2 separate regions of the Homo sapiens genome follow, and region 1 is linked to region 2. Evidence: read pairs that join two places in POLR2A ChIA-PET (ENCODE). Cell type or tissue: Panc1. All regions are shown on one strand.

Evidence for each region. Peaks named below come from ENCODE experiments on the same cell type or tissue, not always from the same donor. Only the 100,000 strongest peaks of a DNase experiment are listed, where the experiment ranks them.
Region 1: POLR2A ChIA-PET joins it to region 2 with 5 read pairs; 3 of 35 experiments call an interaction of 5 or more read pairs at or near these places.

What each region holds. Positions count from the first base shown.
Region 1 is chr11:74,795,457-74,799,456 of GRCh38, forward strand. The region is part of intron 2 of RNF169 (ring finger protein 169); the gene reads left to right. Among named protein-coding and RNA genes, the nearest start is that of RNF169, 49 kb to the left of the region's middle. In Panc1, no CTCF peak of the experiment used is centred here; no DNase peak of the experiment used is centred here.
Region 2 is chr11:74,731,258-74,735,257 of GRCh38, forward strand. CHRDL2 (chordin like 2) reads right to left here and starts at 169. Exons shown (of 11, transcript NM_001278473.3): 1 at 1-169. In Panc1, no CTCF peak of the experiment used is centred here; no DNase peak of the experiment used is centred here; H3K27me3 peaks cover 1,518 bases.

The sequences.
Region 1 (4,000 bases), 64 kb after region 2:
TACAGGCCCAGCCCGTTTCCCCCAGTTTTAAAGGAATGCTGTGCTGAGCACCCACAAACATATGTGGGCAAATACAATCCCTTCAGTTAAATTCTTAGAAGTGAAAGTGGGAAATGGTAAGAGGCTGGGCACATTGGCTCATGGCCATAATCCCAACACTTTGGGAGACTGAGGCAGGAGGATCTCTTGAGCCCAGGAGTTTGAGACCAGCCTGAGCAATATAGTGAGACCCTATCTCTACAAAAAATAAATTAGTTGGACATGGTGGCACATGCCTGTAGTCCTAGCTACTCGGGAGGCTGAGGCAGGAGGATTGCTTGAGCCCAGGAGGTCGAGACTGAAGTGAGCTGTGATTGCATCACTGCACTCCATCCTGGGTGACAGAGTAAGACTCTTGTCTCAAAAAAAATAAAAAATAAAGCAGACATGGTTTTGTTGGATGTTAACAAATTGCCTTTTAAAAAGACTTTTTCAACTTACTCTCTCGACAACAGTATAGAGTCCATTTTCCTCAAATCCTTGCCAAACCTTTTTCATTGTTTTGATATTTTACTATCTGCTAGATTAAAATATCTCATTGTTTTAATTTACATTTCCTTGATTACTACAGAGCAGTAGCATTTATGTTAATCGACCATTTGTATGTTTTCCGTGATTTCTTGTTTATAAGACTTAAATCTGAAAACCAGTTCTATCTTTTGGGTATTTGTGATCTTGATTGCTAATGGCATGCTTTTTTGTTGTTGTTTTTCCATTCTATTATATATTTATTCTATTAAAAGTTTTCTGACATTTTATGGTGTTTTTAAATGGAAGGAGAGTATTAACACATGCTCAGTCCTTCATCTGGATATACATCTTAATGGAAAGGATTTTGTAGTATTGGTTCTTGTTATGTAAGGATGTGCAGTTAATGCATGTTGAAATGAAAAAATTCTAGGAAGATATTACTTCAGTATTGATATCTTTTAATGTTTTCAGTTTATATAAGACTTAGCCATCTTTGTCTTTTGAAATAGATTTATCTCTAAAAAATGTTATTTATTGGTTGAATTAAGCTTATTATATACACCATTATTTCTTCTGCTTTGCTTGTTAGATGCTTAACTTTGACTTCATGGTTCAATAATAGTTGCTTTGTTTTGATTTGGGAAACACATAATCCAGGATGGTCTTGTCTTCTTTGAATCATTGGACTCTGAAAGACTGAAGGTGGGGGAAAAGATTGAAGGTGGGGGAAAAGCAGCCTTGCTTCTAGACTATTCATTTTCCTGGTTTTTACATTGGGAAAGGTGAACTGCTTTCAGTTATTCTGTGGAGCATATGAGTGGCTTAGGCTTTCTTTGGATTGGTTTCTCGACCTATCCATTTTCTTTTTTTCTTCCTCCGTTCTGGTTCTCTTTTTAAAAAAGTAAATGAGGTCTTGCTATGTTGTCCAGGCTGGAATGCGTTGGCTATTCACAGGTGTACACTACAGACTGAAACTCTTGGCCTCAAGTAATCTTCCTGCCTCAGCTGGCTGAGTAGGTGGGGCTACAGGCACGTACCACCTTCCCTGGCCTTCTGGTTCATTTTCAAGGGGTATTTTCTCCCCATTGTGGGCTGAATTATTCAAGTAGTAAGCATGCAGTTTTTTAGTCCTTAGCCAGAGAACAGACTAGTCAGATATAGTCAATGGGTTACTGAAGTGATTAGTAGCTCTATAAGGCAGTCATTAACTTGTGAAGGGATATTTTAAAGGTAAGTAAACTTTTAGGACCTAATTATCTTCGAAATTACATTTTAAAGTTTCCTTTTATTAACTTACTGCCTTGAACTGTAAAATATTAATATAAAGTACTTTATTAAAATGAACATTGCACTTAAATCCATTTGGCTGTGTAGTGTATCATGAACTGAATGTTGAGCTGGCCTTTTTCTTATTTTTATTTATTTATTTAAAAAGTAGCTTTATTTATCTAGAAAGTTTAAAATATGTTGTTATACCACAGAACAAGCAGATTATTTTTAAAAGCTTTTTCTTATTCGATTATAAATCTTTCAAGATAGATCTGTTTGTTTTAGTCTCTTTAACTCCACTGTGTCTAATATAATATCTTGCACATAGCTCTTCACCAAGTACTTATCTAATTGAATTTCTAATCATCTAGTTTCACAGCCCCTTCTCTTATTAGAAATGACTTGTGAAGGATGTATATATGGCTGGTTCATGATACAGCTAGATATATTTTATGATTTCTGGGGATTTGGCTGGGCACAGTGGCTCACATCCCAGCACTTTCGGAGGCTGAGGTAGAAGGATCATTTGAACCCAGGAGTTCGAGACCAGCCTGGGCAATATAGTGTGTTGTGGGAAGTCAGGGACCCCAAACGGAGGGACCGGCTGAAGCCATGGCAGAAGAACATGGATTGTGAAGATTTTACGGACATTTATTAGTTCCCCAAATTAATACTTTTATAATTTCTTATGCCTGTCTTTACTGCAATCTCTAAACATAAGTTTCGAAGATTTCATGGACACTTATCACTTCCCCAGTCAATACCCTTGTGATTTCCCATGCCTGTCTTTACTTTAATCTCTTAATCCTGTCAGCCGAGGAGGATGTATGTCGCCTCAGGACCATGTAATAATTGCATTAACTGCACAAGTTGTAGAGCATGTGTGTTTAAACAATATGAAATCTGGGCACCCTAAAAAAAGAACAAGATAACAGCAATGTTTAGGAAACGAGAGATAACCTTAAACTCTGACCACTGGTGAGCCGGGTGGAACAGAGTCATATTTCTCTTCTTTCAAAAGCAAATGGGAAAAATATCGCTGAATTCTTTTTCTCAGCACGGAACATCCCTGAGAAAGAGAATACCCACCTGGGAGTGGGTCTCTGAACTGGCCCCCCTGGGCGTGGTCATCTCTTATAGTCGAGACTGCAGAGATGCAATAGACTTCAGTCTCCCATAGCGCTCCCAGGCTTATTAGGAAGAGGAAATTCCCACCTAATAAATTTTGATCAGACCGGTTGATCTCAAAACCCTGTCTCCTGATAAGATGTTATCAATGACAGTGGTACCCGAAACTTCATTAGCAATTTTAATTTCGCCTCGGTCCTGTGGTCCTATAATCTCACCCTGCCTCCACTTGCCTTGTGATATTCTATTACCCTGTTAAGTACTTGATGTCTGTCACCCACACCTATTCACACACTCCCTCCCCTTTTGAAAATCTCTAATAAAAACTTGCTGGTTTTTGCGGCTTGGGCATCACGGAACCTACTGACATGTGATGTTTCCCCTGGATGCCCATCTTTAAAATTTCTCTCTTTTGTACTCTGTCCCTTTATTTCTCAAGCTGGCCGATGCTTAAGGAAAATGGAAAAGAACCTACATGAATATCGGGACAGATTCCCTGATAGTAGTGAGACCTCGTCACTACAAAAAATTTTTTAAAAAATTAGCCGGGCATGGTCGTGCATGCTTGTGGTTTCAGCTACTCAGGAGGCTGAGCTGGGGAGATTGCTTGAGCCTGGAAGGTTGAGGCTGCAGTGAGTCGTGATTGCATCCCTGCCCTCCCACCTTAGCAACAGAGCAAGACCCCGTCTCAAAAAAAGAAAAAAAAAAAAAGATTTCCAGTGGTTTTTTTTTTTTGCTACACTATTGCTATTTTTTCTTCTTTCTTTTGAAATGTTATATAATTGAAGAAATGCCCACTTTTAGCATGTGCTAGCATATCTCTTTCTAGAACCAGAAAATAAGTATAGAATCTCATAGTATATCTTTAAGATATACAGGTAACAGGTGTGGTATTAAGGAGAAGGAAAAATTCTCAATAGAATGTTTAAATTTTAACTACATGAGGGAAGAACAGTTAATTTATAGGATGTTCAGAATCCAAGAACATTAGATATGGTTGTTGTCTCCTTTTGCTATTTATAACTACCCAGATGTGGAGAAACAGTTTTATCAAATAATGTGCTTTTCAAAGAAAAGAACACACTTGGAGCAT
Region 2 (4,000 bases):
CCAGCGGGTGTTGCGGGCGCGCGGGCTAGAGGCGGCCGGCGCCCCCTGCTCGGTGGGCTCGGGGTCGGGCCGCGGGGGCCTGGGGCCCGGCGGGGCGGCGGTCCCAGCAGCGGCGGCGGCGCGGCGGCCGCGGAGGGAGGCTGAGCGCGGGCCGGCTGTGCTCGCCAAGGGCTTCAGGCGCCGCGCTCGGGCGCATTTGTACTTTGCCGCGGGAAGCAGGCAGCCCGGCCTGGCGCTGGCCTAGCGCTGGCGCCTCCTCTGGGGCACCGCGGGCTCGGTGGATTGGCCACCCGAGAAACAGGCCCACTTTTTCCCCTCCTCTCTTGTGCGGGTCTCCGGGACGGACGCTCCAGGCGCGGCGCCGAGTGGAGGCGAGGGGGCTGCGGAGGGGGAAGGGGCCACGCGGGCCACGGGGTTTAACCCCTGACTCCCCGCGACGCCAAGAATGCAGGAGGGCAGAGTTGAGGGAGACCTCAGGTGGAACTTTCAGGTGGGGAAGGCTGAGCTGTCGGGGCTGCGGGTACCGGGAAGGCTCAGGGTAAGGCGCTCGGCGGTGCGTGCCCGGAACTCCGCAGATGGATGGAATCAGAACACTGGCGTTCTTAATTCAGTTTGTGGTCTACAGCACGCCACCGGAGAGTCTGTTTTCCCAGCTTTAAAATGGGCATTTTAAGATCTTAAAATATCTCTACTATCTTCCCACGAGTGTTGCTAAGATGAAATAAGGTAATGAACGTCGAAACACTCACCCCACAAAGAGAAGGGGTCCTAATTCCAGGTGCCTACAATACCAGTGGCCCCTGTCCCCACTCCGTCTGCCCATGCGCCATTCTCAGGAAAGTCAGCCCATAGGGATCCTGTGCCTTCCCCTGGAGGTCTTCCTCTGCTCCCCGCTCCCACTCCCGAATCAAGGCAAGATCTCTCCTTTGCCTTTGCAGGTGAGGCCTGCACTTCTCTGGGAGTGATGGTCACCTTCAGTCATCTTTAGGGAGAGCTGATTGTCAAAGAGTTTTCTTTCCCACCAGAAGGGGAGCTCCCTGAGGACAGGGCCCTGACACCCTCCAGCCCTCAAATGGTGCTCCATCTCTTGTGTTGAATGAACACATGCACTAATAGGACACTAAGAAGAGAATAGCCAGCTCTGGCCAGACCAGAAACACACAAGCTCTGAAATCAAAAGGGCAGAGTCACTGTCCTGGCTCCATCCGTAACTTGTTGGGCCACTTTGAGTAAATACATCTATCCTTGCTTTGGACCTCAACTTTCTGCCCAGCTTCTCTTGAAGAGCTAATGGAGACTCCAAAGAGTGCCAGAGGAGTATGAGGTGGGAAGGGATGTTGAGCCATATCCCACTCTGGTAGGGAATCATATTTCCGGGTTTAAACACTTGGCTGGCTGGCTGTAAAGGTATCTTTCTGGGCCAAGGCTGGGCTCCCCATTGCACTGTGCTTTCAGGGTATTACCCCCAAGATCTCCACCCTCCAAAAGAGAGCAGTAGGAGGAACCAGTGATCCCCAAACTGGCCCTTCCTAGGGCTCTCAGGATCAGGGACAAACATGATCTGTCCAGTGCCCTTCAGGCTTAATTTCTACTCTAATCTGGCCAGTCTCTTCCTTTCCCCTGAGTATTCTTTATTTTAACAGATAGTGCAAGCTTATGCATGTCACCATGCTTCCCTTTTTGCCTTTGCTTCCAGGGATCTCAGAGTTAAATCCTGTGCTGCTTAATTGCATAAACAATCTCATCCCAAGGGTTTGGGACAGTGATCTTTTCCTTTCTCTTTGTTTAAAATGTGCTGTGCACATATATTCATGTCTTAGATGTAAGAAGTGGATTAAGATGGGTTCCCCTACATCCTGCCCATCATACTTCAAAAAAGGCCTCCACCATCTCAGCCCTCCTGTCCATCCCTATTATCCCCAGAGTTGAGGCCAACTTCATTCCTTTTTTTTTTTTTTTTGAGATGGAGTTTTGCGCTTGTCGCCCAGGCTGGAGTGCAGTGGCGTGATCTGGGCTCACTGCAACCTCTGCCTCTGGGTTCAAGCGATTCTTCTGCCTCAGCCTCCCGAGTAGCTGGGATTACAGGCATGCACCACCTATAATTTTTGTATTTTTAGTAGAGATGGGGTTTCGCCATGTTGGCCAAGCTGGTCTTGAACTCCTGACCTCAGCTGATCCACTCACCTCAGCCTCCCAAAGTGCTGGGATTACAAGCATGAGCCACCGCACCCGGCCATCTTCATTCCTTACTTGAACTTTCCCAACAGCCTCTTACCAGGTCTCCTCCCCCTAATCTGGATCTCTCCTATCTATTTTCCTCACACCTGCCTTGAGAACTATGCTGATCATTTCTACTGACAAATCTGATCACATCACTTTCCCACATAAAACCTATTATTCACTTCCTATCATTTATAGGTTAAAATCTAAAATTTTCAGCACTGAATTGAACACCACGCATATTTTAGTTCCAATCTACCATTGCCACCTACCCTACACTTTGGCCAACCGCTCACCTCCCCAAACTGACCATGCGTCGTCGCACCTCCATATCCTCACACATGTTTTCCTTCTGCCTGGACTCTCTCTTCCTCCATCTAGTGAATCCCATTTAACTTTCCAAAGGTCAGTTGAGTCACCTCCACTCCAAGGTCTTCCCTGAGTCCCCCAGGCAAAGTCAATGTTTAGTCTTTGTGTTTCCCATAGCACTTTGAATTGTAGCTGTTGGAGTGTAAGTATTTATTTGCATTTTTACCCTGCACTGTGAGTGCAGGTGCCTTTTGAAATTTATATCTGTAATTCGAGCATTTAGCAAAGTCCTTGACACACAGATACTGAATAAATAATTGCTACATGAATGAGTGAAGACCTCAGTGATTGGAAAAGCCTTCAGCCCACTATTGGCCTCAGCTTTAGTCAATGATTGACATAAGAAACAAACACTTGAAAGTTTCTGTGTCAGGCCGGGCCCAGTGGCTCACACCTGTAATCCCAGCACTTTGGGAGGCTGAGGTGGGAAGATGGCTTGAGCCTAGGAGTTTAAGACCAGCCTGGGCAACAAAGTGAGACCCCCCCCCAACTTCGTCTCTACAAAAAGTAAAAAAGATAGCTGGGCATAGTGGCACGCACCTGTAGTCCTAGCTACTCTGAAGGCTGAGGCAGGAGGATCGCTTGAGCCCAGGAGGTTGAGGCTGCAGTGAGCCGTGTTTGCACCACTGCACTCCAGAGCAAGACTGTCTCAAAAAGAAAAAAAGAAAGAAAGAAAGTCTTTGTGTCTTCTGTAGAAATACTATTGAAGAGAGTTGTCTATATATTATTTAATACCCTTTTAAAAAGGAGACTGAATAAATTCTTCCAAAATCTAGTCAGGAAAAAAAAATGCATCTCCCCATAGCAGTTTGTTGCACTAAGAGTTTATCTGGCATCTGCTTTCTTCCTTCATAGCGAACTTGCTCATTGCCTGCCAAGGCAGCCCATTCCACTGTTGGACAGCTCTGTTAGAAAGTTCTTTATATTAAACTGAAATCTGATTCTCTGTGACTGCCTGTGTTGCCCCTCACTCTGTCCCCAGGGCTATACAGAACAAGCCAAGTCCTTTTGTCTTTTGAGAGCTCTCTAGAGATTTGGGGCAGAGAACCCCTCTTCCATACCTTCACCTTTACCAGTCTGGGTCCCGGGACCCCTCATGCCATATTAAACATTGTCTTCAAATGTGCCAAGCTCTTGGGCCTCCATGACTCTGCAAACACTGTTTCTTCGCCCTGGAATGCCCTCTCTGTACTCACTTTGATTTGTCTGGCAAGCTTACTTATTTTTCAAGGGTTAAGGTAATTGCTAACTCCTTCACTCATGCAACAATTATTGAGTGCAAATTCTGGGCCAGACATAGTGCTAGGTGCTAGGGACACAGTGGAGAACAAGACAGACACCGACACTTGTATTCTAGGTGCTCTGAATCCTCTTTGCTGGTCTCTGAGTTAGCTCCGTTCTGCTCCATACT